7 separate regions of the Mus musculus genome follow, and regions 1, 2, 3, 4, 6 and 7 are each linked to region 5. Evidence: chromatin loops called from intact Hi-C (ENCODE). Cell type or tissue: left cerebral cortex. All regions are shown on one strand. Each heading gives the region's core, and the rest is flanking DNA. Links, peaks and the distances in the headings are about the cores only.

Region 1 (4,432 bases), core at 317-4,316, 730 kb after region 5:
GGAATTTTGAGAAGCTGAACAGCTGGAAAGAATAATATCAGATGTATTGAAACAATGAACATTTAAATCAGGAGTGGACAGAGAAAATAAATAAAAGAATAAATGTAAACAGTTAAGTACTTTTCACTTTTCATGTGGAATTCATATAAAATTCCAGTTAAAAAAATGTATACCATCCCTCAGAAAATTAAATACTGCTTCACCAAGCTACAAATAGTTTTTAACCAAAATTCAATTATCACTTACAAGATTTTTCATGATACATGTTGTGCCTTCCTGAATACAGAGGCATAATATATGCACCTGGGGATCACTAATGCACACGTGAGTTTATCATCTGGATGGGAGATAACGATGCCCCAAAGCCTATCAAGGTGTCTGCAAATGTTTATTTTTACTTTTGCTCTAGACGGCTGTGTTTTTTAAGGCTTATGTCTTCTATTTATATTTTCTGTCACCTTTTGTGTTGTTGGGCTGTCATCTGTCATTTAATCTTGCTGTTAGTGTGCTTTTAGGCTCTTACGTTCCAATTTGTAGTTTATAAGATGTGTTAGGTAGGGCAAACAGAGACAAGCTAATTATGATTGTGTTCTAAAGATGAGAAATGTGACTCAGAGTGAGACGCCGTGCATCTGAATAAAGTTTATAGACTACAAAGTGAATGCAGAAATACTTTATTTTGCAGGACTAGCTCTCATTTTCAGTTGCAGTAGAGGCCACAGCAAATGCATTATGAGATGTCTATTCAGATGCCATATGAGTGAACACTAATAAATATCCATAAAAATTAAAGGACCGTGTGATGGTGTTTATGGACAATGTGTAGAAAAGTGCATGTCTTAGTTAAGGTCCTTTTTGGAAACAGATGGCTCATTCAAATTGGTTGTTTTAAGAGATCTTTATAGATGACTGTTTCCAAAGGTGAAAACTGTTTGAAAATAATTTGTAAAGAGCTGGTACAATAGGTTAGAGTTGATAACTCAAGAGTTGTTTCCAGGACTAAGCAGGGAAGTCATTGTTGCCCAACTTTGAAGAGACCTTTGTCTGTAGGGAAGCACTTGTGATGTGTCATAGGCTTTCTTGAATTGACAATCAGGTCATGGCAGGAGAATGCCAGAAGAATAAAAGTTTGATTCCACTCCACTTTCACCTTGATCTCCTTCCATGCTGCTCACTGATCACACAAGCCAGGATGTCAGAGAAGAGGAACTCATATTTATCATATGTTAGTTAGACTCTTTGGGGAAGAAAGCTTGCAGTACTGAGTAGATATGGAAGAGTAAATAAGAAGGTAGGCACCACAGGATATAAATGAAACTTGAGAAGGGCCCAGAAAACAGCAACCTACAGAAACAGCACATACAGCAAGCTACATGGGTTTCCTGCTTAGCTTCTTAGCTTGTTGTTGTGATGACATACTCTGTCAAAAGCAACTTAAAGGAGAAGGGGCTAATGCTGGTCCACAGTTCCAGTTTATAGTGTGTCATGGCAGGAAAGGCAGAACAGCAGGGAGTTATCCACACACACCCACAGTGAAGCAGCAAAAGGAGACAGGTGGAGGCGAGCCGGTGCTTAGCTCCTCTTCTTATTTTAGTTAGTTCAGTATGTTTCAACCCAAGGAATATTTCCAACATTAGTAAAGATGTGTCTTCCCCTATCAATTAAAACACAATTAGAATAATCCTCCCCAGGCATTCTAGAGACCTATCACCCAAATGATTCTAGATTTTGTTAAGTTGACAAATAACACTATCTTTCACAATACCATTATCTATTAATTGCAAAATAAGTGTGCTGCTAATATCATTATGATGGCATGCCATCTTTCTTTGGGAAATTCCAGTAAATGAATCATAATTTGCATCCAGAGGCTATCTCAAAATAGAATGTTGAAAGAAAATATTCTGACATTAATTCTTAATTCAATGTAAAAATGAAGATGTTTTATTATCAATAAAATAAAGATAATATCAAATTACATAAACTGCCTTTTTCTAAAAACCAAGAACACTTATTTTGGTTAATTTTCTAACATAAGAAATTTATTGAATATAGTGCAGAATAAAATATGGGTTCTTTGGGCAAAATTGCTATCTGTATTTTCAGGAAATTATTTTCCTTCAACTCTTTTGTGAAAAAAGCATGTAATTCACTTTCACCATTAAATTATCTCATAAAGTATCATATTTTTCTATAGAGTATGTTTATATTGAAGTTAATTTCAAAGTAGAGAAATTTAATACTACTTTTATGAATGTAGTGATAAAAATTCTTTTTAAATAATTAAAAAACTCTTATTAAAGTATACAGGAATTTCACTTCAGTAAGAATCTAATTTGTTTTCTTACTTTTTTTTAATGTTTGAAAGCATAGTCAGGATTCTATAGTCTCAGGGGAGCTTTTTAAGGAAATAATCTTTATTCTTATAAACAAAAAAGGAAAAGTCCCACATTCATTTTTCAATTCAAGGAATGAAAATGCTTCTGAATGCATGGCCCAGTGACCTAGAAAGAATACTTAACTGCAGGCTAAGAAAAGAAGATTTAAAAAAAACCTCACTATCTCTGAAAAAAAAAAGTGCTGTTATTGTTGTAGCTCCTCTGCTCCATTTCACTTCCATTTTATATAAGTGAACAATTATAGCAACCACGGGGCACTGGTGGTAAGTCATGTACATAGCTACACATTTTCCTGAAAATATCTTATCTCACATCTCCTCCGCATTTGCACATCATGTTGAGTAGGGGAGAAGATAGAAGAGACACAATTTGCCAGCTGAACCCACAGCAATGGTACAAACATCTACCAGGTTGGAAAGTAGACTGTTAAGAGTTAAAGGTTTTAAAATAGAATGGCTGTCTTGTCCTAGAGGAACTTGGATCTGAGAAGAAGGCAGTGGAAGTTTAATATCTTGGAGCAATGGCTATGGTTAACCTGCACACAATAAGCTAATAGTATCAAGGAAAATCATGCAGCGACATCCCTGAAAGGGCAGATCACATTAGCTTACTTGGAGGAGATCTTAAGCAAAGTACTAAGTTACCTTTAATACACGGGAGCAAGCCATTCCAGGTAAGAGAGATAAATGTCATGCTTAGGGAACAATGGATAATTGTATATGATAAACAAGAACTGTGAAGTTAAACATTTCATTGTGATTATTAATCAAGCTCAGAAGTTGTCGAATCACTATGCCCATAAGCAAGGTCATTCTGGAAAAACAATCATTTTTCTTGAGCAGATACCAACAGTATTCTGATGATAGGGGGAAAAAAACTCTCCATGCTGCTTTATATTCTGATAGTATTGACTAGAAATGGCATAGTAGAAAATATAGAAAAGATAATTTATCTATGTATGGTAGTACATACTTCCAATCCTAGCAGGCTGGGGCTGGACACAGGTAGATATCTGTTAGGTCAAGCACAGCTAAGACCACAGAGAGATCTTGTCTCAAAAACAAACACTAAAGAATTTATAACAAACACTGTGTAGAACTGAATACAGTACTCCTTATTTCATGTATTTGTGGGGGAAGGATGAAGAAATATATTTATGTTACCACTATAATACTTAATAAAGTAAAATAAGTTAAATGAAAATAGTCTAGCCATATAAATTAACATTGTACAATGTCCAATATAGTTGTTTTATATGAATATATGTTCACCACACACACACACATATGCAGTTATGCATACAAATATATGTATACACAACTTAGTATATAGTAGCAGTTAATCTTAAAAATTGGTCAGTAACTACAGAGAGAGAGAGAGAGAGAGAAAGAATAAAATCTGTGAGACAAGATGGAAACTCCACTTCTCTGAATATTACTTATTTTATGTGTTTTATGTTTGGAAATATAAAACTACGGAGATGGTTTACATTATTAATAAAAGTTTATATCAAGAAAGGAAATGTTGAAGAGAAAAACACAGTTCTTATCATTCAGCATTTCACAATAACACTAAAATGCAAGGGTAAAATACTTCTCTGGGGAGATGACTCGGTGACTTTCTCTCCTTACTTTTACCCCTCTGTATGTGGTGACTTAAAGCCACTGTAACAGCTATAATGTGATAATTGTTCCATCTTAAGACTCATCATTCTTACAAATGATTGAAGTCCCTTTTCTTTAAAAGCAAGTTTCAGTTGAATGTCTCTCACTTCCTACCACAATAACTGAATGAGCCATAGAGCAAGAGTGGGGGGCCAGAGATGGCTCAGTAGGCAAAACACTTGCTCAGGGTAAAATACTGATGGCCTGAGTTCAATCTGTGGGTCCTGAAACTTGTCCTCTGACCTCTTCCCACTTGCTGTGGTGACCACATACACACACGCACACACACGCACATACACACATGTACACATGCATGCATGCACATGCTTTTTTTTTTTAATAATGGAGTTATGTCACTTAAGCATATGC
Region 2 (4,432 bases), core at 318-4,317, 910 kb after region 5:
CTGGCCTAGCTCAAACCCACCGACATGAGAAGACCATTCAGTCTTTGTCACTGATTCTTGGTGTCTGTCTTTTCTTGTTTTCAAATTGCTCTGACTCCTCTCATTTGTCATTCTAATCTTGCCAGCCATGAACTTCCAAATCTGTGACCTCAATCTTGCTTCATGATGCTAGATTTAGGAATTAGAATCAATCTTTCTGACACTAGATGGCTCATCTCCTATGTGCCTTTTTTGGTAGAAACTCATACTTTGGTCCTCACCATATACTGTTTCCCCCTTTCTGGTGCAATAGCCACCCCTGCCTCACAGTCTGCTAACCTCTCAAAAAGGAAATTGTCGTATACCTTATTGCACATAAAATGCATTTTGTCTTTTCAACTGCTTAGTTGAATTTAAGACTTTCTAGTGTGTGTTAAACAGAATGAGTGATAGAATTTTCATAGTGCTACTTTAGGTGCTACTTGCTCAATCTTTGTCCTTAGTACCCAACACAGACTTGCTCATAAGGATGTGATGTGCCTTTGAAGGCACAACGATGTATCATCATGCCTGGGTCTCTGCGGGGACTGACTGCTCTGTAGTTTACTTCATTATCAGTATAGCACATAGAGGTACTTGGGTTCCTGCTAGAAAGATTCCCTTCCTGGCTTAAGTCATTTCCATAGGTGTAGGAAAAGCCTGAATTGCTTCCAAGTTTTTAACCAATCAGAGAAAAAAAGTTAAAACATTAAGTGCTATTAACATTAGCCTATTTAAAACTACATATCATCTGGAAAGTTGAGCCTTTTACAAAAGTCTGTGGTTACAAAAGTGACAGGAAAGCCAGGCCTCTGCAGTTGGTGAACGTCTACCCCTATAGACAAGAGACCCTGTGCCACCCCCATCATGAACTTGAGTTCTTCATGCTGTATTTGGAATGACCAGGGAACTCTGATGTTTCAAAGGTGAGTTGCAAAGCGGCCAAAGCACTCCAGCGTGACACAGCTTTGCTTCCAGCTTCTTGTTTAACAATGCCATCAGTTTAACGTTAACTGAAAAGGTAATTATTCTCCAGTTTCACTGAGCCATTAGGGGGAAAACACTCCAGCAGATGAAATATTGTGCTTTGAGGATCAGCTGGAAACTTTTCAGCCTTCAGAGTAGGGGAGGGATTCATCTATTTTCAAGGAAGAAGATTTAGGATCTTCCCTGGATTGGAAGTGGGAACAGAACAAGAAGTCTTGAATAATCTGGTTTTGTGGGCTACTCCGAACGTTGCTTTGATGCAATGCTTCATACTTTTGCAAGCACACTGTCATTAGTTGTTACAGGATGCTGGCTTTAGGAGCATGCAACGAAAGCACTGCCAAGTGCTGTGTACCAAATCAAACAAACAAACAAAGAAGCAAACAACAACAACAAAGAATGAACCAACCAAACAAACAAATGAACAAACAAAACCAAAAAATAATCACTTGAAATAGAAAATGCTACAGATGACATTAATGATGAATTCTTCCCCCAGACCCTGTCAGCAAATACAGTTGGGCATAAAGCAAATATGAGGAAGAAAAGGGCTTGGGATCTAGGGCTGAGAAGTGAAGAATTGAGCAACCTACTTTCTATGTCACTCCCACTTTAGCTGGGAAGACGGAACATGTCACCTAGTCACCAGCTGAAGTCAATCCTGCCTGCGGTGTTGGTAGCAGAGCTGGAATTTGGATACATTTGGTAGCAATAAGAAGTGCAGAAGCAACATACGTTGATGGAATTTGTGGGCCAAATAAATAAATACATAAATGAAACGAGTGGAGTTCAAAAACCAAAGGCAGGGTTAGCCTCTTCAGTACATCTGCTAAGTGATGAAATAGTCGCTCCCATGAAGTAGAGAGAAATTAAAGAAAATTCTACTACCAAAAGTCTCTAATAAAGCATTCGCAAATAATAAAAGAAAAAGAGAAGAAAAGAAAAGTCCTCTGCCAATTGCAAGAGACAATTCAAATCTGGACAGCCGTGTGTGTTTTATATTTCAGTAGATATGTCAGCTTCTTCACTGTAACACTACAATAAACCTGCCTACTGTTCCTAACAGACTAATATTAAAAACAAAACCTTATCAAAGAATATTTTCATTTGTTATCAATACTATTTTCCCCTTGCCAACTCTTTTTGAAAGCATAATAAAAATAAAATAAAATCAAGATTTTGAGATTAGAAGACAAGTGGTAGGGATTATTATTATTGTTGTTGTTGTTGTTGTTGTATTGTTTAGCTTTGTTTTTGTTTTGTTTCCTTAATGGGGTTTATGGAGAAGAAAAAGCACATAGGGTCTCAAATCCCATCTCATTTTTGTTTGCACTTTATTTCTGATCTTGTGTTTCGCCCGTAACACATTCAATTTGAGGGTACTTGTTCAGATTCTACTGCGCATGCTTCCAGAATAAACATCTCTGAAAAGTTTAACTGCATGGCATCTGCACACAGTCTAGATAATCTTTATCTCAGCTTTGTACTCTAGCTGATAGAATAAACTGTTGTGACATTGAATGAAATATATTCCCTGACTTACTTTCAGCATTATTTTTATGACTTTTTTTCCCTAATGAAATAAACACAGGTCACCCTAAATTTAAGCAAGAAACACTGTCATTTGTGTGGATGAGCAAGGCATAAGTATATTTTGAATGCAAGCATGTTTGAGGGGTTTTATTTTAATTCATTTATAAGTTTAAGTGTATCAGTGTTTTACGTATAAATATGCCTGTGCAACTGTGTGCATGTAGTTCCCCCAGACACCAGAAGAGGGCGGCAGATCCTCCTGGGATTAGCGTTGCAGATGGTGACAGATGTTTGGTATTCAAACCCTGGTAGCCAGTGCTACTATCTGTCAAAATTACATGCTAAAAATTTTAAAAATTCAACTAATTGGAGAGAATTCTGCTAAGTAGGTCAGTCATTCTATTACCTCATTTTATAATTAAAAATCACCTTAGCACCCATCTCTCACCACTTCAAAGAAAATTAAATAGAAAACTGTTTGGCTGACATGGAAGCTATTTCAGTCTTTTAAACATTGCCATAGTTTAAAATTCTCTTTTCAAAATTGAAACTGCAGTAGTCAACCCTAAAAACTGCTTATTTTGTTGGTTGCTAGGTACAGCTTTGTTTCTCTTGTTAGGGAAAAAAAATCCACAAAAAGATAAAGCGTACAGTGAAGTAGGTAATGTGTTTCATTCCATATCACAACAGTTTATTCTATCAGGTAGAGTGCAGAGCTGAGATAAAGCAATCTGGACTATCTGCAGAGGTCATGCAGTTAAACTTTTCAGAGGTGTTTATTCTGGAAGCCTGCATGGCAGGATCTGAAGAAGCGCCCTCAAATTGAATGTGGTATGGGCTAACCATGAGATGTGAAATGAAGTACAAGCAAAAATGAGACGTGACTTGAGACCTTCTTCTCCTTTGCCACACCTCTGAGCTTTTTCTTCCCCATAAAGCCCCATCAAGGAAAACAAACAACAAACCTTATCCATTTGCCTTCTAATCTCAAATCTTGATTGCATTCTATTTTTTTTAATTATGATTTCAAAACAGGATGGAAATGGAAGAGTGTTGACAGTAAAGGAAATGCTCTTTGATGAGCTTTTTCAGATCCAGTTAGAAATAGTAGCCAGAGAGGCTTATGGTATTATTATCGTGAAGAAGGTATTATAGCAACCAGGGCATAAAACACACATTGATAATTTTATGTCCAGTTGCAGCATACAAGCAGGAACCCCATTAAGCATATACACTGAATATACCCAATAGCATGCGTACTGAACTTCTATCCAATAACATGTACACTGAACTTTCTTCCACAGTATGGGCTGATGTTCTCTCTAATAGCATGTTTACTTAGCACCTCTTCACCACATGTACCTTGTTCTTGCTTAAGTTGAGGGGTAGCCTGTGATAAATCCGGTTGCTGTTATACGTATTCAATATTGACATGAAAATAAAACAAACGCCCATCAAAGGCTTTGAATGGCTGAGGGAACGCTAGATTGTCTTAAACGCAGTGGGTTAGCCATGGTTGGCGCCGTCTCCTTACTGAATCGTACTAGGCACTTCCTGCTGCACTGCACAGGCAGACTGCAACTCGGGTTCTCTGCATCCCTCTTAACCATGCGAATGCAATTCATTTCACAATAAGCGACCTTGATCTCAGTGATATGACTGGTTTTAGCACGGTGAGCCTGACAGTGAGCTAGCTTCTAGAGCTGTAAACTATTTCTGCTTGGGGTCACATATTTCTGTCAGAACCGGACCTTTCATGCCAACAGCAAAGTCAAAGATACACGAAGCACAGGCGTACCCAGATAGGCATCCTGTGCCCAGTTTGCGCATGCGAGTTTGCTCAATGAAAATGAGACCTTCTATGTCTTTTCTAGAACCTTACACTTTGCAAACG
Region 3 (4,432 bases), core at 126-4,125, 63 kb before region 5:
TTGTTTTTTGGTGGTAGAGTTAGCGGCTGCTTTCAGTTTTGTTTGGGGAGACTGGATATCCCTAGCTGCCCCAGATCTTGGGTTCCTTTTGCCTAGGCCTCCAGAATCCTGGCTTTACAGGTGTGACCCACCACCCCCTGCTTCCTTTTTAGCACAATAATTGGGTGCTTCCTTTGGTGCCAGGCTAAGCATTCTAGGAATCAGAAACATTAAGGAAAATCAAAATAAGATAAGCCCTAGGGGCAGTCAGTAAAGTGGTTGAGCAACCTTTAGACAAAGAGCTACCAGAACTAAGAGGCAAACGTTATTGTGAGCCTTGGGTATGAATGCTAACTTCCTATACAAAATGTATATGGAAATATTTACAAAGCAATTTGTCAAAAGAGAAAGGAGGAACTGGTCAGGGAAGAGACTGAGACGGGGCAAGGAAGGTGTTTCCTTTCCTATACTAGAATTCTCAAGGAAGGGATCTTCAGTTCTTAACAAATCTTTTACTTGAAACTTTATAGCCTTAAAAATACGTTAAAACTCAAAGCAAAAGATATAGGAGAACAATTTACTGGGTGGAAATTTTAGATGGAAAAGAATCCAATACAGTATTTCTTTCTCTTTCCTTCCTTCCTTCTTTCTTAAGATTTATTTATTTGTTATTTATATGAGTATACAGTAGCTGTCTTCAGACACACCAGAAGAGAGCATCAGATCCCACTATAGATGCTTGTGAGCCATCAGGTGGTTGCTGGGAATTGAACTCAGGTCCTCTGGAGCCATCTCTCCAGCCCCCAATACAGATTTCTAAAGCCTGAACTATGCAGCCATTGACAAACATAAATAAGACTTATAGATATATATGTGTATATATATATATATATATATATTTTATATTTATATTTTATATAAGTATGCTGTCTTCATGCACACTAGGAAAGATGTCAGATCACATTATACATAGATAGTTGTGAGTCACTACGTGGTTGCTGGGAATTGAATTCACAACTTCTTAACCTCTAAGCCATCTCTCCAGTCCCACATTTTCGTTTTCATTTTAAACCACCACAGTGGCAAGTGGGAGACAACTTCTTCTAATAAGTTAAAGCAACTGGAAATGGAATGAATTTTATTCTAAATTAGAGTCCCACTACACAAACCATATTTCCTAGAAGTGGAGAGTGTTTAAAATTCCCGCCCAGGCAGGGGTGGTACACGCCTTTAATCCCAGGGAGTCCCTTGACTCCCTCATATACCATGTTCTACACTGTGCATTTCTCATTTACCATGTTATACAGTGTGACTCCCTCATATACCATGTTCTACAGTGTGCATTTCTGCCACCTGAGTAGAAATGTATGCCCTCAGGGGTTCACCTAAAAAAAAAAAAAACAAAAACAAAACAAACAAACAAACAAAAACACCGAAACAGGCAGGGCACAGTGACATCAGTGAGATTAATCAAGACAGTAGCTCCAAAACTAACAGGACAATGTATCCTCTCTAGTCAGAAAACACTCACTCTCCCTGCATTCTCAAACCTATCTTTTTCATCTTAGCTATCTCTCTGTTCCTCTTACACACTGATACCATTTTTTTTAACCTCAAAAATAATGTCAACTATCAGAATAAAATAGCAGTAGTTAAAGACAGTGTTCTAGCTGCTAAACAAGTCTCTTCACGTCTCCATAACATAACAACATTAAAATACACATCGTCAGTTGTACTGCCTCAGGAACTCAGAAGCTACAGTCATAGGGGAAATAAATCATTATGTTTTAAGATGACATATTAAAAATACTCTACCGGCAGTGGTGGCGCATGCCTTTAATCCCAGCACTTGGGAGGCAGAGACAGGCAGATTTCTGAGTTCGAGGCCAGCCTGGTCTACAGAGTTAGTTCCAGGACAGCCAAGGCTACACAGAGAAACCCTGTCTCGAAAAACCAAAAAAGTACTCTGAGGCATCAATATAGGAGACAATAAGAAATACCATGTGTACCATGTGACTGCATGAGCATCTTCTCCATGAACACTTTAGCCTGTATATTTGAAACAGCTCTAATGAAATAAAAAATGGCCTCGGACCAAAGACATCTGTAGCAGCTGGGAAGATCACAGAGGAGGGGGGTGGGTGTGTGTGGGTGTGGGTAAGGTGGAGAGACAGGCAAGCAACGGATGCTAAAGGGGGCCTGGGGAAAGCAGAACCATTCCAACTGGCTGAGTTTTTAAACCCTTTACCAGTGAACTGGAAAGCAAGCAGGGAGTGAGTAGCATTCCCACAGCCAGCGCTGTGCTTGGCTCTGTCATGGATACAATAACTGGGTACAGAAAGGTCCTGGCCCTTGAGGACTGGAGCCAGGAAGAGAACCAAGCAACAGGGCAAGATCAGAACCAACAATGAAAAAGTCAGAGTCTTGCTTAGCTCAGACCATCAGGGGGCAGGACAACACGTCTCCCTTTTCCCATGCTGGAGACTTGGAGGGCGTCATAGGCGGAGGCAAAGGTTCAGCTCTCCCCATCAACTCTCCTATAGCTGTCATTGTGCATCTACTCTTAGAGCTTCTGTCGGAGGCTCTCAGAGCCTTGGCAGCGTGCGCTGTCTTCCTATAGGTAGTGTTCTGAGACCGGTTCTAACTGCAGTTGGCTGGGAGATCTTTGGCAGCTGTGGCCATCTGAGCAGCTATTGTTTGTCACTGCAGTACTGGTGCCGGCAGGATTAGGCTTGGAGCCAAAAATGGAATTCTATTCATAGCCTGTCAGGGCTGGAAAGGAGCTCGGAATTCACTTAACTCGAACTTTCAGAGGTCCGCAGAAAACACTAATAAAATTAATCAGACGGTCACTCTGAAGCCACACAAGGAGGGGCTGAGGTCAGTATCGCCCGCTTTTCTTCTGCTTTTACATCTGTTCTGCGAGCTGTTTCCTGGTGGAAATTAGTGGTTTCAGAACACAAGATCAGAAGGCAAATCAATTTTGCTGTGAATTAATTGTTTTTAGTATTCTATATAAGTTATGTAGGAGGGAAGGAGGCCTGGAGGGAGGGAAAGCACTCAATCAACTGTAAGGTTAATATCTAAGGTTAACATCGGCAAACTTCAACGAAAGCATCTTAAGTGCAAAATCTTACATGTACTTTAGTCACTGACGTTCAGTGACCTAGAATCGCAGAATTCTCCTTGATCCAACTGACCCTAAGGATCCCACGAAAACAGATTTGATGGGGGGAAAAATGCACCAGATAAGGCAGGAGATAAAACCTGACTTTTAAGACTTTAGAGGTAATACATTTCACCATAAAATAAAAACTAGTAATGAGAAATAGATTTTAAAAAAGTCTATAGCCCTTAAAATACACGAAGGTGACTTTCTGTTGTTGTTGTTAATGAATCCCTGCCATTGTGGCGTGAGTGGCCTTTCAGTTCCTTCCTTTCTAGAGCTATCAAATGTTACACCGGAAACCCTCGGAAGTTGTTTGCGGCTGTAACTACTTCCTATTGAACTGTGTTAGGTCTCCTTTCCAGCCACAATAAAATGCCATTTTCTTATTGCCTCATTACTCAGTAATACAAGACTCACTTACTAAAGGAGCATGCAGCTAGAATGCGATTAGGTGCCCAGTATATCTACTACCCACTGCAGTATTCTGCAGTGATTAAAGAACGCTCGGTTTGTCGATTACTAAATGTAAATATTCTATTTCCACTAAATCTGTTTGTAATCTTCTACTGAACAGTCACACCATCCCTTATATACCCGACACAGATAGCTCTTTATGAAATACTCTATTCTACATGTAAGCAAGGAAATCAGAGGCCCTTGTATATTGGTGTTCTCCTAAAAGCACAACAAATGTATAATGTAGTCCTTTTGAGTATGAACAACTCAGTCCCAGACAAGGTTACGAAAAAAAACAGGGGAGGGAGGAACCTTCCAAGAACCAAGAGCCAACCAGGGGAGCTGGCACTGCAGCTCTGGCTGTTTGTAATAAGATATACCAGCAGTACAAGGGCGAAAATATCAAATTTAGGCATCTTTTATCTTCCAGTGAGAAATGATTTATTTCTTAAAGGGGAAAAGAACTAATTAGTATTGCTACCCACTTCTAAACATCTACCAGGAACTTGTTAAATCTCAAAAAACATGCTTAATAACGCATATTCTAAGTGTTGTAATTTAAGCGCCTGGAAAGGCAACACTCAGTCTGTCTATATGCACTCTTGTTTACAGAATGGGAAAAGTTGGGTCTTTTATTTCAGAGTTTAATAATTTAAATAGCTGCTGCCCCATTTCAAGAAAAAAGAAAAAAAAATCAATACGTGAAGTATTTCCATTGTTACGTATAACACATCAGTGTCAGGGAACTGTTGCTCAACTTGTATGGACTTTAAATTGTGAATGGCTAGACACATTTTATAATACTGAAAGCTATACAAACTTGAAAGT
Region 4 (4,432 bases), core at 227-4,226, 50 kb before region 5:
GGCTATCCAATCCTTAAAAACAAAAAAAGCTAAGGAAAAAAATAGGAAAGATTTGCAAGCCTCGCATAAGAGATTACTCAGGTCTCTTATATGTTAAACCTCTTAACATCTTTAACCATCTTAAGCAAACAGACAACCAGTATGTTATAAAAATATAAATTCTCCCAGTTGAACTCCAAGGGTGTATCTTTCCTAGCTGCTCCTGGAGTTTCTGGTTCCTCATACGAAACACAGCAACTATGCACTTCATGAATAAACTGCCCAAGCTGGAGTTAGGATACAGAGTCTTCCACTGAGATCCAAACCAGGGCCGTTGTTACTGAGAGAACTGGGAAGAGGGGAATCATATACCCACCGAAAACAGACCCAGTTACAGACATCTATTAAAACTTCAATTCCAGAATCCTCCAACAAAGTAATCAGAAGTAGAAATGTGAACTCTCTTAAGCAAATCTGGCCTTTCCCCGATTTCCTGGGCTGCCACTCCATTAAAATGCAATTAAACCCATTGGACAAGTGAAGTGTTATTAGAAAATTTCAAGTAGACAAGACACATGGTGGTTCTGCCCCCTGCCTCTCACTTCTAACCGTTAGATATTTCATGCTGCTTGCTTGCTTGCTTGCTTGCTTGCTTGCTTGCTTTCTTTTTCTTTCTTTCTTTCTTTCTTTCTTTCTTTCTTTCTTTCTTTCCTTCCTTCCTTCCTTCCTTCCTTCCTTCCTTCTTCTTTCCTTCCTTCCTTTCTTTTTCTTAATCATAATTCTCTTGATGTTCATAAAGCAATGACAATTCTATACACAATTTTCTCTGGATTCACTCCATGCCAGACATCGTGGTAGCCCCGTGCTGTACCGTGACACCTTTCCTGACACGCCTCGACTAGTGATGCTATTGTTTCCACTTCATGATGAAAACCTCAGACGTGAGGAACATTCCCAGTAAAGGGCAGATCCTTGGAACCCAGAGCCAGCACAAAGCCTGGTCCTGTCTATTCTGAGCACAATGATTGGAGGATAAAGATCAATACTCAGGTGAAGATTATACATTCATTCAAATACAACAGCTTTAAGGAGAAGACATGAAATGCAAGCACGGTGTGATGGACGACCGGTGATTGGCTTTCCTTTACATTTTTTTTCCTCGTCTCATCTATGTAGCCTTCTGCTTAGAACTGGTTCTCCGGTCCAATCAACCACGCACAGGGCAAAAGTCATGTTCATCTTGATGTGAATGCCTCCTAAGAACTCCTAGCTATGGCCAGGAGAATAGCTGAGTATAAGGAAAGGTTGGGAACAATGTTGTATTAAATATTAATTAAGAGAGTAAGACTAGGGACCGTGAAGGCCACTTCCCTATGGCAGGAAGTCAGGTTACAGGGATGGACCGCAGGGGTTGATAGGAGTCCAGCCCATTCTTTACAGAAAGCCTCAGCTCTAAAATAATCCACATGCCAGTCATCTAGAAGTATGACCAGAAATAATATTTATTCTTTGAGTCACTCTGAGTCCTTATTCCTGTAATCAACACAGCTACCACCAACACCAGGGAAAGAATGGCAAATAAAACTGACACCTTCGAGCCATCACGGGGTGTGAATGAGACAACCATACTCATTCTTAAAATTCTACTCCTCTTCTTAATTCTCTTGCCTCTGAGTCAACTTTCAAATGCTGATAACCAGTGATGACTTTTTTTTTTCTTTTTTTTCTTTCCTTTTTTTTTTTTTTTGCATAAGAAGTTACAAACTTGTTCTTCCTGGGAAAAATAAAATCTAGTCTTTAAATGAATCTTATCCCGACTTCGACAACCTGTTGCGGTTTTCCCTCCAGACCTGTCTGTTCCTAGTTATAATTTTCTATCTTTCATTTCTTTGCTTTTTAAACAAAAGCAGAATGGTTGCTATGAGACAGAATCTCCTGCCTCTGTATCAGGTGCTGGGATTATGGGTCCTTACCAAACCATGCCTGGCTCTCTTTCACCTTTTAGATAGCAGTGACAGTATGCAATTAGAGGACAGATAAGGCCAGGGTGTCAAGAGGAAGAGGCAACCCAGCCTTCTAAAATTCCCTCTGGTTAGATGCAGAAGTAAAATCTAGTAGAATGGGGAGGAACAGGGTAATCACAGGACGCTTATCTGGTGAGGAATGTGGGAGCCACACAGGATGACCAGGGAGACTTTCAATGACAACCATGCTGCGCACAGAAGACAGCCCAGACATGCCTGTACTATGAGCTGCCAGCAGTGTGCTATAATCAGGAATTGTTCCCTTTCTTTAATGAAGTATTACAGAAGTCTGAGTGCCCAACTTTCTAACCTTGAGAATACAATGAAGACATTTTTTCCAAAAAAGGCTGCTAATAAGCTGAACAACCTGAAAAAGGGCTGGAAATCTGAAACCATTAGCTAAAACTATTTATCATTCCTAACGTGCTTCACGGGATTGCAAAGCCACCACCAGATGTCACTATGGAAACTGACTTTAAATATGCATCGGTTGAAATTGCTACTATGCTGAAGGGAGAGATCACGTGACTTCTAAAAGAGCACTCATCCATAAATGGGATATCTTTTATCAAATACCTAGGGATTTAGGGATGGAGGAGGAGGAGGAAGAAAGATGCTAAGAGCCAGAGGTGATAGGGGACTCTGAGGAAACAAGAGTCTTCCAGATACTGATACACAGCAAGAAACTAAGGTAGCACACACAAGACCTGTGCCTGGTTCAAACCAAACAAAACCCCTGCAGTGAACACAGGAAGTAGATAAAAAGTCCCGCCCCTAACAAGAAGGCTCCTGCAAGTTTTGCCTGCTGGCAAAGAGAAAGTCAGTTTTCTCGATGGGCGTGTCACCAGGTATCTCAACCAGACCCGAGGCACACCCTGTGCTGGGAGAGGAGGCCAACACAAGAAAAGGCTCCCTGGGTCTTTTGTATTTTTGTCATATTGTTAAGGTTTTTTGGTTGGGTTTTTGTTGTTGTTGTTTTGTTTTGTTTTGTTTTGTTTTTTGGTGGGTAAGGAAGTAGGTAGGATCTTGGAACTGGGGGTAAGAAAAAGAATATAATCAGGATATACTATATGAAAAAAAATTTAATTATGAAAAAGAAAACATAGCTGTGGCAGACCCTCGTCCCAGAAAGACTCAGCAGATATTTAACCAAGTCGGTATTGGTGTCATTTTTCCCTGGCCTGGTTTTTCTAGGCTTGTGGCACATCATACCAATTGCTCAAGAAAACAGTTACAGGTCCATCAAGCTTTCCAGTCTTGCTACCACTAAGGCTGGTTTCACTGTCACTTCAAATCCTGTCTGCCCTCAGCATCTACCTCACAGCTGACACTGTGGCCTCCATTCCAACATAGGGACTTTTGTAAGGCAAAATGACGTTGCCACACTGCCAAAACAAAACAAAACAAAAAGTGAGTGATTCAACTTTCCATGCCCACAGAACACCTCTCCTATTGAAGTTTGCCAATTTTAGTTAACGGACCATGGTTGCTAGTGGGACCTAGTGCCAGAGATTCTGATAAAACTGTTATTTCTGAATCTTTGGATACTCCTACTCAAAAATAAAGTTCAGAACACAACTGCACAGTAGCCTCCTTTAAAACTGGGAGGGGCTGGGGATGCAACTTCACGAGACGGCACTTGCTAGGGAGCAAGCCTCGGATTTGGGTGCCAGCATTAAGTCACCCAACCCTTATCTCCAAATGTTGCAGTTTAGTGTCTTTCTATTATAGATACCTAACACCTGGGACAAGTAACCTAACTTGATAGAAGCGTTATTCTGTCTCACACCATCAGAATACCATGATCAACAGTCATACTGATAAATGTCATAGCCTTTGAGGCTTTTAAAGGAGTGAAAATTTTAAATCTGACTCATCTTTAAAATAACCACCAATTTTACATGCAACATTATCTAATAAGAAACCCTTGAATTCTTTTAGAACTGTGTGATCGATCACATATATACACATATATATAAAACATAGTATATTATATATAATATATGATCACATAGATGTCTGTATGGACATTATATAATATATACATATATATATAACTTAATATATATTATATACAATATATAATATATAGAGATGATTAATATATAAGATGGGAAAATGTAAAGACTGAAATGTAATGGTTTTACTTTGTACAGAAACAATGAAAAACTAAATTCTAGTACTTTTGAAAACCAGAATGCTCCATGAATATTTACATGTACATATAAGTACCTAAAATTGTAATTTTCTGAAGTCAGATGACTACAGAAAATACCAAACACTTTATAAGTACTGACAGTCAGCTGGAAGCGCTGCCTCCTGCTTGTAATCTCAAGGCTCTGAGGCTTAAGTAAGAAACTGCCTCGGACGGAGTTCAGTGCCAGCCTCGGCTCCAGTGTGACCACATGTCAAATAACAGAAGAAATGCA
Region 5 (4,432 bases), core at 111-4,110:
CCTGCCCGCCCCGGGGGCTACCCAGACAGGCGTCCGACCCAGAGCGAGGCGAGCGCCTTTCGAGGAGCTTGCCAGACGGAGAGGGACAGTTTGGGGACTGTGTTAGAATATCGAGCTGCTGCTGCTGCTGGGAGGAATTTCACTGAATGTTCCCTGCTAAGATAGGGGAAACATTTGGTCTCCCCCCCCCCAAAAAAAAAACCGACAGAAAGTGAGGAGAAGTCGCCTAGGACCTAAGAAACAACGCCCCGCCCGGCCCCCAACCCCAGCATTCCTTTAGACTTTTTTTTCCCCCAACCTCCAGGAAATCCCCGAATCCGCATTTGAATGCCTCTCTCCCAGGCTGCAGCCTCTGGGGTGAAAAACTACAGAGGGTCTGGAAAGGAATGCAGTTAGGTCGGAATTTACTTCCTCCTGAAATCCACATTAGGCCAGAAGAAATGCATAAGTTTTCCCGCGACCTGTTAATTCAGACTCACTTGGACCTCAGACTCTCTCGGATCGCCGCGGTGAGCCCCAACGCCAGTCTCCGAGACAGACGACCCCCACGCCGCACCCTCTCAATCCCGGGGTCTGCGGGACAAAGGGTGCTGAGCCTCCCTGTGAGCATTCTCAGCGTTTAATTCTGCCCCAAGGCTCTGTGAGCCTGGCCCCGCAGCTCCGGTGAGAAAGAGAGATCCCCAGCAAGCAGGCTCCCCACTTGCAGAACTCCCTCTGGCGCCCGAGCGTCCAGCCAGCGCATCCTAGTGCTGCAAGTCTATCCCCGGCGCCTGCAGAGCTCCAGGTACCGGCTGAAGAGCAAAGGAGACTCAGCCGAAGCCAGCCACGTTTTGGGAAAGGAAGCTCAGAGAAAAGGAAGGACTTGACCTCGGAAAGTTTGTGGGGCTCGAACATTTTAACGCTGCGAGGACGAAGAGATCAGATTTCCCTAGGAGCGGGTGGAGGCAGCTGCAGAGGGAATTGCACCGCAGACGGGGGCCAGAGTGTATTTCTTTGGCTCAAAGTTAACGTCACTTCTTAAGCCATCTTAAAGCGAGGTGGCTGAAAAAATAATAATAATGGTGTCTAGCAGGTTACGCTTGGGAAGGAAAAGTAGTGCCTGCAGAATGAGTGTGCTGATTCGTACCTCTGAATTCCCCGCTCGGTATTTAGAACACATATATTCACAACACCCAGAAAAGGCAAAACCCAAAGACTCATCTGGCCCCGGCTTACAAATTGCTCAAAGTGCTCGCAGAGTTACCGGTCAGTGAACGCTGCGAAAGTGAGAGACCTGATCTCCAAGCTCAACCAGTTTGCGATCCCCCCCTCCCCTCCCCGGAATTTTAACGCTCAACAAAACATAGACACACACACACACACACACACACACGCAAGCAAGCCGTTGGGGGAGGGGATGTAAGAGGGCCTAGGGTACCGCTGCTAGGAGAGGGAAAGAACAATAAAAAGTATAAATACACATCGTTCAATAACATTAAATCATCACTGGATTTTCTAAATGGTACAAAAAAATTCTTGTTAAAAAAACATTCATTGATATATTAATGCTTACTAGGACTAAAATATCTAATTAAGAATCCTAAATATCCAGGCTTACTAGAAGTTGCACTTGGTCGCTACAGGAACTGCCGAAAGCCAAAAATGCAGTCTCCTGTGTTGCCACATCTTCCTAATCCTTTAGCCACCAACGGAACGAAATGGAGAGATACCTTTTTGGCTACGAGAGAATCACATGAAGAGAGGTGTAGTTCAAGTTCCGCGAACATCCTTTAAATAGTCGATCTTCTTTGACCCTGTCCCCAGAGCCTCATTGAAATTAGGTGGAAGGACTTTCCCCCCCAACCTCCCCCAAAAAACCCGCTCCTCCAGCACTGCCTCTGCACTCGGTCCACCCAAGCTGGTTTTCTAAAATGCATTAAGTGTCGTTCGGCGTAAATGAAGGCTAGGGTGGAAGCGATCAAGCTCTGTCTGGTCCACGTCGTTAAGAGTACCCGGCAGGTCCAAGTTCGAGGTCTACACTGAGCTGAGAGCTGGGAGCGCGCCTTGCCCAATGCTCGGACTAGAGGGCGCTGCGCCACTGCAGATCACTCAGTCCCCAACGCGCCCTCCCAGGGCACCATTTCTATAACAAGTTACACTGAAAATAATGCACAAACGGCTTCACTTCTCAAGTTCTTTTGAACAGCGCTCTGTGTGTATTTTGTGAATTCCAAAAGCTGCGCATGCTTGCCTTTCATTCCCGCGCCCCGTGAAGGCCGCGGGCAGTCCAGTTCCTTGAGCGCAGACCTTGTAGGATACACATGATTTCCCCACTCGCTTACTGTGAAACACCCCCACGTTATTTCATTTACAATTAAAACTTCAATTCTACCAGGCATGCAATGAACAAAGAACTCACCACAGTAGCCCGGTCCTCGGTGCTCTCCCTTCTAGTCCCCGGCAGTTGGGTAATTCCCACGCCGTTTGGATATTTGTTAGGATCCGGGCTCGAAGTACCAACTTTGCCTCCCTTGGATCTTCAGCATATCCCCAAGCAGAGCGCGATCCTCCTCCAGTGCTGGCGGGACTCAGGTGGGCGCCTTCTCTGTGGCTCTCGACCCGGGGAAAGTTTGAGCACCAAAAGAGGTGGAGAGAGAGCGCACGAGGTCTGGGGAGAGCGCCGAGGGGAAGCCAAGTTTGTCAGGACATGTCCAGGCAGCCAGCTGCCGAGTTGAGGAGTTACGGCTGGCAACTGCGGCGGATCTCTCTGCTTCTTTTCCCTACTCCTCCCTCTAGGAGCGGCTGGGGGGAGGGGAGGTGACGTCAGAGCCCCGCCTCGCCCCCGACTCCCCGGAGCTGACCGGGTTCTCCGACTTCATTCGGCCTCCCAGCCAGTTGCAGCTAAGGACGCCCAGGCTGCCTCCAGCTTCCCCGTTGCAGTGATCTCCGTGGCCGCAGCCGTCCCAGGAAGAAATGTCCGTCCCTTTCCTCCCCGCGGAGTCTTGGGGCTCCGCCGAGTGCTGGCTTCTTCGCACTCACCACGGAATCAGCCAGCCAGGGCCCCCCGTGGCGCTCGCCTCCCGGGCTTCGGAAATACCGGGTCCGGCAGCGTTTCCCACGCCTCGGACTGCAGGTGATGCTCTTCCTCTTCTGCAGCTGAAACTCCTCGCAACGAGTCTGTGTCGCCCGCCCGGGTTTTTGCAGGGCAGAACCGCGATCAGTCTCTGCAAGCTTACTGGACGACTCGGACTTTGTCGTCCTCCAACTTCTGGAGATGTGATGTTTTAAATTTTTAAACTATTTAAAATTTTAAATAGTTCTCGTTGTCCAACGCTGCTGTGGTCTTTGTGTTGAAAATCGTATTTTTAATCTCCAAATCCTTTCCAAATGCTCCTCTGTCTTTAGACCTAGTCTGAATCATAGATTTCGAGAGGTAGGGGGAAGCGACAGGGGCGGAGCTAGTTTTTTTTAACGTGTCTTACAAGTAATCTGTAGTGATAATGGCTAATACACAAATCAATTGCCTACACCTTGAAACAACATAAATTTACAAAAATGCAAACCCCGTTGAAGCTTAATTTATAAATGGACATGTCGCTTTTATATAAGCGTCCAGGCTCTGGGAAAATATCTACTATGGGATATTTTTTTAATGCCACTAAAATACCAAAATGCATCTCCTGAACAGCATGAGAAAATAAAGGAGCCATTTATGTAAATTGACACTGCCCCAAAAGATTATTATTAGATTTGAAGGAACCTAGGAGAGAAGGGGATGGGACTGGAGGCAGGTTCTATCAACATGTTTTCATCTGTTTGCGTAAATATATTGGTCTGTGTAGAGGTTAAGAGCAAACAAAGCTAGGGGGCTCAAACGGTAAGAAAAGAGGAAGAGACCGAATGTTGTGGGTGTGTGCATAGACTTGAGAACTGCTCCAAGCTGCAGTGAACTCCCTCATCTGAGGTAGTATGGGACCAATATCTGTTGTGAAAGGTAAAACTTGTACGTTACAAGCAAGCCTCCCTGGGTCTCATCTGTTTGCCACACGGATAGCATCCATTCGTGCAGATATGTTTTTTACTGACCATCTTAGAAAATGTCTAGCATGTATGTAAAGGGTACTTCTTATCGCGTGTTCGCCCAGGCCCCTGATTTTCCTTTGCGATCTGAAATTTTTTATAAGGGAGGTGGGCTGGCTGCGGGGGTGGGGAGGTGGGGGGGGAGGGATAAACTTAGAGACCACTGAGCATCCAGGGGCAGCTGGGGAGGAGGGAATCCGAGAGACTGTTTCATCAAGCAAGCCTGTCAGTGCCTAGTCACTTCTATCCCTCACTATGGTAACTGCGCATGCTCAGCCCTGCTTTTAGGTCCACACTTGATGTTAGACATTGACCACATACACAAGTGCTCAAAATGATGCAAACTCTCCTGAGGCACTGCTGCGTGCACAAG
Region 6 (4,432 bases), core at 307-4,306, 86 kb before region 5:
ACCACTGTGACAAGGTATTCTTTATTTAAAGTGTCATGCTCAAACTGCTTCTTCAGAGAAATGTCGCCAGAAGGTCCAATCTGGAAGTGGTCATGATGCTCCTTAAGGTAGTAGTGTATGTCACCATTTCTGCCACTGTCTCTGTCAATGGCAGTAACATAGCGAATGACGTGGCCCACCTCAGCATCCACCTTCACCACAGCGTAGTAGGGAAGGTTAACAAACACTGGAGCATTATCATTCTGGTCTTCGACGGTGACTTTCACCACGACGTGGGCCACCGCTGACGGCTCGTGTTCCTTAGTCACCTCTACCACCACGTCAAACGTCTCCTGTTGCTCACGGTCAAACGGTATCCCGGTGGTGGACAACACGCCCGACGTGTGGCTGATTTTAAATCTGCGGTCTGGGTTGAGGATGCGGTAAAACAAAGGCTCATTGAGTGGGTTCCCTATCGCAGTGATGACAGCTAACGTTCTGGCTTCCGTGGAGTTCTCTTTCACAACTGCGGAGTAGGCGTCTTGGGTAAACTTGAGGGGACTCTCTCTGCTCTCCTTTACGTTGATTTTCACGGAGGCCATGCTTGTGAACCTGCCGTCGGAGGCGCGGACGGTCAGCTCATAGCGGCTTCGTAGCTGAGTCGTGTTCTGTATTGCGATGGTGCCAGTCTTGTGGTCCATTGAGAACTTCTCCCCAATGTTGCCTTCAGTGATGGAGTACATGACCTGGGAGAATGCCTTGGAGTCAGCGTCTGTGGCGTTCACCGTGATGACGTTCACGCCTCTGTATGTCGGCAGGAGAAGAGACACTTCGTACAGTGACTTAGAGAAGACAGGGGGGCAGTCGTTGATGTCGATCACGTGCACAGTCACATTCGCTGCGTACTCGGCGAACAGACGAGGAGTCCCCATGTCGTGCACTTGGACGGTGAAGTGAAAAGCATGTGTTTCTTCATAGTCCAGACTCAGCACTGTACGGATGGCGCCGGTGGTGGGGTCAATAGCAAAATAGTTGTGCACGGACGGCTCAACGATTTGATAGACGAGCAGAGCATTGGATTCCCTGTCAGCATCCGTCGCTCGAATCACCAGCGGAACGTTCCTGTCTGTCAGCACCACACTGTTGACGGAGGCTGACTCGCTGATGAATCCTGAATATTCTGCCTGCGTGAAAACGGGCGGGTTGTCGTTCTCATCCCGCACGTGCACCACCACCGTTGTGTTGGTGGACAAACCGGCCATGTTGGTCCCTTGCACTGTCAATGAATACATGGGCAGTGTTTCAAAATCCAAGGCTCTCTGAGTGATGATGCTTCCGGAATGCGGGTTAATGTTAAATGCGTCGCCCATGTTTCCGTCTCTTATTTCATACATCACTGATGACTGGCTGTGTGCAGAGACCATCCCAACAAAACTTCCAATCCTGATGGCTTCACTAATCTCCGCAGAGTACTCTTTGGATGTGAACTTGGGAGAGGCATTGTCAGCAACAGTGACAGCGATACGCACGGAGGTCATCTCGCTCATAGGTGGATCGCCTTTGTCTGTAGCTTTTACCATTAAATCATAATCTACTTGGTGACTTCGGTCCAATTCTCTGGCAGTTTTTATAGAGCCCAAGATGGGGTCAATTGTAAAAGAATTTCCAATGTTTCCTGGAAGGGCAAGAAAAAAAAGAGTCAGAGAAAGAAACCTATTAGAAAAGAGCCAAGGACAACAGAAATAGCAGAGAAACAGATATTTAAAACTTACACCCTGAATTTAAATAGAAACGAAGGGGATATCAACAGTTGAATGAGACATTCAATTTATTTCATTTTTTTTTAACCCATTTAAACCGTTCAGAATTTTGGCTGTCAAATATGAAAAGCAAAGAACAGAAAAAAATATATTGTTTTGTGACTAACGCCAAAATCCTCTCTCTGCTCAAGTGAAAAATGTGTTGTAGAGACACATGGCTCTCCTCTCAAAATAGCAATTCAGTGAAGGATTTTCCAACAGAATGCTGAAACTCTCTGCTGGATGCATCAATTTTATCAGCACTCACCACTTTACAAGGGAAATGCTTAATTCACTAAGAAATTTTACGCTGGGGTTTCAGAGGGCTTCTTCTTGTAAGAAGTTAGGGGACCGAGAAACCGTTTTCTGTAGCCCACCGCCCTTCAGGAGTTTTCAAGATGTCCACAATCTTCCCTTCTTAACCTTTGCCAAGCTGACTTGATCATGTAGTTGGTGACTCTCAAGGAGGAGAGATTTTGCTTCCAGGGGGACATCTGGCAGAGCTCGGCTGTCAACAGCACTTGGAAAGGAGGAAGCGTTGCTTCCACGTAGATGATAGCAGCCAAGAGACAAAAACAGCGTACGCCACGCACAACGGCCTCCCTCGGCAACAAGGAGCTGTTTTTGCTTCCAAACATCAACCGCACTGATGCAGCCGAGAAGCAAACCGCTACGACAGATGGGCTTTGCTGGCATCTCCTCGGACCTTCCCAGGCTCGCCCACGCAGATTCAATATTTCCCCCAATGCCTCAAAACCCCACAGGGTTGGGAGTTCCTAAGAGACCAGTACGTACTCTCCATGTTCTGGATGGAGCATGGGCACCGTGGGGGGTCTCTGGGGTCTACCCCTTCGCTGATCCTCGCTATCCCTTTTCTGTCTTATAAACAAACATCTATACATCACTCCCAGAACGGGATCCGTTCTTCCCTGATGAACACTTGGTGGCCCAGCTCGGGTCACCTGCCACTAAACTTTTCTCACACTCCTCTTGCTGGGTTTTACTACCAGCAAACTACTTAGTGTCATCTGTCAAGCCAAGGATTAGCAAGCCCCTCTCTCTCCCCATTAAGAGTAAGCATTTCCTCTACCAAATTCATTTCCTTCATTAAATACATTTTCCAAAAATCCATGACATTTTTTTTTCCTGAGGCCAGACATAGTCTGGTTTTCATTAGGTTGGCCTGGCTCTGTGTCCAAGCCCCAAGGCAGTGCCTGGGTTTGAAACAGGGAGGAGGCCCCGGGCTTCTCCAGACCCTGAAGGTCTGGGCTGAGCCTTGGCCCAGGCCTCTGCCAGGCTGCGCAGACGCTAATTTCCGGCCTGTCTGCATTTGGGAGAATCTCGATTCTAGGTTATCCTTGTGCCTCAGGCAATCACCAAACCTCAGATGCTTCTCTTTGTCCACCTGCCCATTACTCTCACCTTCCAAACTTGACTGGCTGGGTAGGAGGTGACACCTGCTCACCTTTCTGGCAAGTGACTCTATCTCTCCCAAGCCCCCTAGCTTTCTGAGGCCTGTTTTGGAAAGCAGCCCATTTGGCAACATTCATATCCATTCTTCTACACGTGTTTATCTTATTTTTCCACAGGGAAATCTTATTTGCTCGTAAAAGTTCATACATCCTAGGCCTCAAATGTAGAAGTGAATCAACATGTTTAGTGTTGCAAGACAGTGTTCAAGAGATGCACTAGTGTTCTCAGCCCCGGTCAGATCAACATCCTCTCTGCTCTCCTCTCCTCTCATGCCAGGGACCCCATATTCCACCCTGTTCTCCCCTAACGCAGCCTTCCCTGGCTATTCTCAGAATCTCTCTAGTCACCCATTTACTCTTTCATTTTTCGTTCACCAGAATGCCCCTGCCTGAAGACTCCTCCTTCCTTCCCTATCCGGTGTGGCTACGTTTATTTTTTATTATACACGTGTTCTCTTTCCTCCTATTTATTTATTTTTGCTTTCTCTCTTGTTTCTGTATAGCTGAGACTCAACACGAAAACACTATGTATCGCAGGCGGGACTCCTACTCACCATCCTCCGGCCTCAGCCTCCCAAGGGCTATGCTTAAAGGCGTATGCCATCATACCCAGCTCCTGAATCCTCTCTATAGTATGGATAACATTCTTACTATGCATACACAATGTGAAGTTCAACAATATCATCATCTGCGGTATCCTAGCATTGAATTAACAGGACCCTGAGCCCGTTGCTGACATAAAAATGGTAAAAACAGGAGCCCAGAGTGATTTGGTATTTGGACCTCACACAGGTACGTATCGGGCACAAAGCTTCAGCCGTACAGAAGGCAGCCCAGACTGCCGACTGCGGAAAGTGAGCGACTGGCAACAGGTACGTTTTTCTCAGCCCTGAAATAACAGGTTTGCCCCCTGAGAATGGGAATAAGGTAGTGGGCGAACTTTGTACCAGGGTGGGGTTGACATTTATGCTTGCTGAAGTGGTATAACTTTAAATTATAGTCTTGCATTTCAACGGGGGAGTTATCTGGACTAACAAGTCAATGTTGCCCTTAAGTCGTGACTATTTACTAGATAGCACAGAAAAGAGACATGTAGTGGGACCCCATCTCTTCCTATGTCTGACACATGGCCCGTGCGTGTTCAGTAAGGACTTGCTGACAGTGTGGAAACCTCTCCCACGT
Region 7 (4,432 bases), core at 214-4,213, 560 kb after region 5:
TGGTTGCAGACGCAGAATGTTTTTGCTCAGTGCAATTCTTCCCAGACTGTTTTGTTTTATAGAAAGTTTCTTTGGAAGATAAAGAGTCAGAGCATTCCAGAGCAAATGGTAATTTTTGCTTAAATCATAGTGATAAGATAAATTATTATTCCCTTGGAACAGTGATTTTCAACCGGTTGGAGGTCAAACGACCCTTTCACAGGGGGTCTCATATCAGATACCCTGTATATCAGATAGTTACATTACGATTCATAACAGTAAAAAAAAAATCACATTTATGGAGTAGCAATGAAAATAATTTTATGGTTAGGGTTCACCACAATATGAATAGGAAGGTTGAGAACCACTCTTTTAGAGCAATAGCTGGCAGACAAGCTTACTGCCAAGCATAAAATATCTGAGCTTCCCAAGTTCAAGATTCCTTACCCGTATCTTGCTGCAGAGGCAAGGGTCCCTGAATATTTATCTCTTTGAGTTATCCTTTGGGAATTGCGTTGTGGAACTACAAGAAGATACTAGCAGTCCAGCTGCCGCTCTTTCTTGAGCAGTAGTCCTTTAACTCTGACCTGTGAGTTTCATGACTTTTAACAGAATCCATGAAACTTCAGCAAACTAGCTTATTAGCTTCTAGGCAAGATAACATATAAAAACTCACTCTCCCTTGTTCTTAATATCATTGAAAGAAAGATGGAAGAAGAAAATGTCAATGTTTTGCCTCCATATACTCTAACTTTTGGCATTGCTATAATTGTAAGTGTCCATTTTTTAAATTAAATTAATTTAATGATTTTCTTAGTGTGTAATAAACATGTGTGTTTGTGTATGTGTGTGTGCGTGTGTGTGCGTGCGTGCGTGTGTGTGTGTGTGTGTGTGTGTGTGTGTGTGTGTGTGTGTGTGTAACAGTTGTTACAAAGGTTTAGAGGCACAAAGTTTCAAAATAGCCAATTAATTCATTTGTTAACATAAAAGAAAAACTATGTATAGCTTCTAGTATTAGGTCTGGAATGTGGAGAAAGATAGAAATAAGATGTTATAGCCTTCTGAACTGATTTAGAAAATGAATTTTTTGTCATCTTTACCTTTATGTATTATACTTTAATGAAGTTCCTCAGGATTTCTTTGAAGTTCTCTGTGTAGAGTGGGGCTACTGAATTGAATCTAGGCAGTGCGATTTCTGAAAAAAAGAGGATTATCCCCAAACACATGGTGTGCTTGCCAAGGCTCTGGGAAAAAGCCTTCCTAAAATAACTAACTGTTCCATTTGCTCCCAGCTGCCTCGGATGCTTTATCATCGGAAGGAAATCCACTTATCCAATGTTTTCAGTAAAGGATTAAACTGTACAGACAGGGAGCAAAGTGACTCGTAGCTCAAAGCGATAGTGTGGCATACATGAATAAAACTTCCTGGGGCTGGAGAGAGATCACTAGGTAAGAGGTTTGCTAAGCAAGCATGAAGGCCCGAGTTCGGATTCCTCAGAGCCCATGTGAAAATCTGGGCAGAGCAGTGCTTGCCCGAAATCTTAATTATGGGAGGATAAAAGCGATAGGATGCTGCTACTGATGGTTAGCTTGTTTGACTGAGTCTGCAAGCACCGGGTTTATTGAGACACCCTTTGTAGAAAAATAAATTGGTGAGTGATTGCCCAAGGCAGGTGTCAATCTCCAGTCTCTTTGCACAGGACACATACATGAGTACATACTGAGAGAAAGAGAGGGTGTGTGTGTGGGTGGGGGGGGGGCGGGGGGGCGAGACAGACAGACAGACAGACAGACAGACAGACAGACATATCAGACAGAAAGAGAGACAGAAAGGGAGATATCTTTTTTTCCATATTTAACTTGTGATGGAGTTTTATATAAAAGAGAACTGGAGATGGAAGAATTTTCTGAGTAAATACTATCCAAACACGGGCTTGGCAGGCAGATTTTATCTTCCACACAAATTCAACTTAGCTGCCAGTTATTTCCTAGGATATTGCTTAGGAAGAGTTCTTGGAATAGTCCAGGGTTGGAGAAACAGGTCCAGAGTCATCTGGCTGTGGTTGCCAAGTGTGTGGAAGGAGAGTTGCTGCACATATGCTAGAGCTTTGCTGTATGTGCCCTATGTTGCTACTCACAAATGGCTTCAAATGTCAGTGTGCTTCTTGGCCCTATCATCATTTAGTGGCCAGAAAATAACACAAATCCACTAAGAGAATAATTACTTTCTTCTCTTTAAGTTTTCTTACCTTCTGTACATGGAGACTGTTTTGATGTCCTCAGTTCCTGGGATACCAAAAACTTTGGGTTTTACTTTTTTAAATGATAATATTTATTTATTTATGTTTTAAGGCAGGGTCTTACTATGTAGCTCTGGCTGTCCTGGAAATCACTATGGAGACCAGGCTGACCTTGAACTCACAGAAATCCACCTTCCGAGTGCTGGGATTAAAGGTTCTATTACACGCCAGGCATGCTGGCATACACCTTTAAGCTCAGTACTTGGGAGGCAGAGGTTGGTGGGCAGCCTTCTCTACAAAGCTAGTCTAGGACAGCCAGGGCTCTGTTACACTTAGAAACCCTGTCTCAAGCCCCCCCCCCAAAAAAAAAAACTCCATTACAAAAGCTATGTCTATTTGATGGCTAATATTTAATAGATATACCAAATAAGACAGGAAGTTTTTCCTCCTGTCTGCTGAAACTGGCTAACTCTACTCCTGAGAATTGTTTTGTTTTGTTTTGCTACAAGTGAGTGAAATCTAAGTTTAATTAGCTTGAGCTCAAAGAGGAGATGAATATCTCTTGTAACCAAATTGCATAAAAGATGAGAGTGTGTCCTTATAGATTACTAGAAGTGAAATTTGAAATGCCATCAGGTATTTCTTCGTCTCTAGGTTTTTCTTTCTCTGGATAATTTCCTTTTCTGTTTTTATGCTCTTGATATGTGTTTATTTCCAGTGTGTATAAATGCAGTGTGTAAATGCAATCGAGTATGTGTTTCAAGTGTAGGGTCAGCAGCTTTGGGGAATAAGTTATTACCTTCTACTTTGTTTGAGGCAGGCAGCATCAGAGTAATCTCCCTACATACTCCTCCCACACCCACCTGCCATCTCCTTACAGAAACTCTGGGATTACAGATACAGATGAGCACATCTGGCCCCTTTTGTGGATTATGTGGATTTGAACTGTGGCCATCAGACTGTGGGGCACATACTTTTACCCACCGAGCTGCACTGATTTTCTTAAGTTATTGTCATCCGTTAAGCTCACCTATGTTTGAGGTAAAATCGCCTTTTTGTAATTGTTGTTTCTCACCCAGCCAAAGAGAGGAGCTTTCATTTGTTAGTCCCAATTATAGAAAGAAAAAAAAAAAAACTAAATGATAAGGAAAGTTTTTTTTTTTTTTTATACTACCACGGTTTACTGCACTGACATAACTTGATTCAAAGACCTTTTTATAGCCAGACACATATATTTACAGTACATACTGGCTCCGTCTACAGCCACGATGTTAAAAGGTATATTTCCCAGAAAATGGAAGTTTTGTTTATTAACTAAAAAAGCAAAGTAATTGCTGGAAAACCAAACCAGTAAGTGTTCATTAATTTCTAGATTTCCTGGGCAACTTTGGTCAGACATATAAATCTTCTCTGAATTTTATTTGTGAGACATAAAAACGATTTTTCCAATTTTCCTTTAAAACTTTTAATAGCTTTCTGTTATCTACAAGGAAATGTATAATTCCTTAGTGTTGCTCAAAGGGCATTTCTGGTGTTGGTTTCTACTTATTTTAGTTCCTTTAAAAAAAAAAAAAGAACTAGCATGCTATCACATTCCCTTCTGAGGAACCATTTTCCCTAGTTGATCATGTGGCCCATAGAGTGATATATATTCTATGTTCCTGAGTTTACTTCTTTGATTAACATGATTTAAGAACTTAGAGAACTTCTACCTATTAAAATTCACCTCAAAAGTTTTCTATTGAGGGAGACTCACAGAGTCTGTTCCCAGCATTAGCCTACCTTGTGAGCAATTATTCTTGAAACATCCTTTTGGACTAGTTTATTTTTATTACTATTTTATAATATCACACATCTTCCAGTGTTTCAGTAGGTGTCAGTTGCAGACAGAGTCTTGGTAAGGGGTGGGATTTTTATTAACCCTTTCTTCTCCATGATGTGGTTTTGTCTGATTTGAACTTGTACAGGTCTTGTGTCGGTCACAGTCTCTGTCAGTATATACACGTTACAGTTGGTTCCCTTATGTTTGGAAAATACCTTTTCTTTGGAGTCATCTACCATCTCTGACTCTTGTAATATTCCCGCCCACTTTTCTTCACAAGTCTATTGAGCAGAGAGTTTGGGAAAGACATTCCATTTAGTACCGAGTGCTCCAAAGTCTCTCATGGTCTGCACATGTCGCCTTTGTGGGTCTCTGTGTTAATTACTGCCTA

What was found. A loop is a pair of places that touch in the nucleus more often than their neighbours do. Peaks named below come from ENCODE experiments on the same cell type or tissue, not always from the same donor. Only the 100,000 strongest peaks of a DNase experiment are listed, where the experiment ranks them.
Region 1: a loop joins it to region 5, with 3 times the contacts of the local background. A loop is called at or near these places in 2 of 42 quality-filtered maps.
Region 2: a loop joins it to region 5, with 6 times the contacts of the local background. A loop is called at or near these places in 5 of 42 quality-filtered maps.
Region 3: a loop joins it to region 5, with 3 times the contacts of the local background. A loop is called at or near these places in 11 of 42 quality-filtered maps.
Region 4: it touches region 5 in a loop (8-fold over the local background); 15 of 42 quality-filtered maps call a loop at or near these places.
Region 6: it touches region 5 in a loop (2.9-fold over the local background); 6 of 42 quality-filtered maps call a loop at or near these places.
Region 7: a loop joins it to region 5, with 2.5 times the contacts of the local background. A loop is called at or near these places in 3 of 42 quality-filtered maps.

Annotation. Positions count from the first base shown.
Region 1 is chr8:44,200,664-44,205,095 of GRCm38, reverse strand. No RefSeq gene overlaps it. Among named protein-coding and RNA genes, the nearest start is that of Gm45488, 500 kb to the right of the region's middle. In left cerebral cortex, for the core only: no CTCF peak of the experiment used is centred there; DNase peaks (open chromatin) are centred at 1,474 and 2,678.
Region 2 is chr8:44,024,480-44,028,911 of GRCm38, reverse strand. No RefSeq gene overlaps it. Among named protein-coding and RNA genes, the nearest start is that of Gm45488, 320 kb to the right of the region's middle. In left cerebral cortex, for the core only: a CTCF peak has its summit at 2,765 (motif pointing right); a DNase peak (open chromatin) is centred at 2,780.
Region 3 is chr8:44,997,044-45,001,475 of GRCm38, reverse strand. All of the region lies in intron 2 of Fat1 (FAT atypical cadherin 1), which reads right to left. Among named protein-coding and RNA genes, the nearest start is that of Fat1, 49 kb to the right of the region's middle. In left cerebral cortex, for the core only: a CTCF peak has its summit at 2,432 (motif pointing right); a DNase peak (open chromatin) is centred at 2,626; H3K4me3 peaks cover 719 bases; H3K27ac peaks cover 808 bases.
Region 4 is chr8:44,983,857-44,988,288 of GRCm38, reverse strand. The region is part of intron 1 of Fat1 (FAT atypical cadherin 1); the gene reads right to left. Among named protein-coding and RNA genes, the nearest start is that of Fat1, 36 kb to the right of the region's middle. In left cerebral cortex, for the core only: a CTCF peak has its summit at 2,450 (motif pointing right); a DNase peak (open chromatin) is centred at 2,458.
Region 5 is chr8:44,933,588-44,938,019 of GRCm38, reverse strand. It overlaps a transcript of Fat1 not described here. Among named protein-coding and RNA genes, the nearest start is that of Fat1, 14 kb to the left of the region's middle. In left cerebral cortex, for the core only: CTCF peaks have their summits at 721, 2,071 and 3,073; DNase peaks (open chromatin) are centred at 760, 2,076, 2,835 and 3,068; H3K4me3 peaks cover 3,771 bases; H3K27ac peaks cover 1,741 bases.
Region 6 is chr8:45,020,026-45,024,457 of GRCm38, reverse strand. Fat1 (FAT atypical cadherin 1) reads right to left here. Exons shown (of 26, transcript NM_001081286.2): 9 at 1-1,654. Among named protein-coding and RNA genes, the nearest start is that of AY512931, 43 kb to the left of the region's middle. In left cerebral cortex, for the core only: no CTCF peak of the experiment used is centred there; DNase peaks (open chromatin) are centred at 2,020 and 2,379; H3K4me3 peaks cover 281 bases; H3K27ac peaks cover 770 bases.
Region 7 is chr8:44,371,018-44,375,449 of GRCm38, reverse strand. No RefSeq gene overlaps it. Among named protein-coding and RNA genes, the nearest start is that of Gm30397, 390 kb to the left of the region's middle. In left cerebral cortex, for the core only: no CTCF peak of the experiment used is centred there; DNase peaks (open chromatin) are centred at 1,282 and 1,968.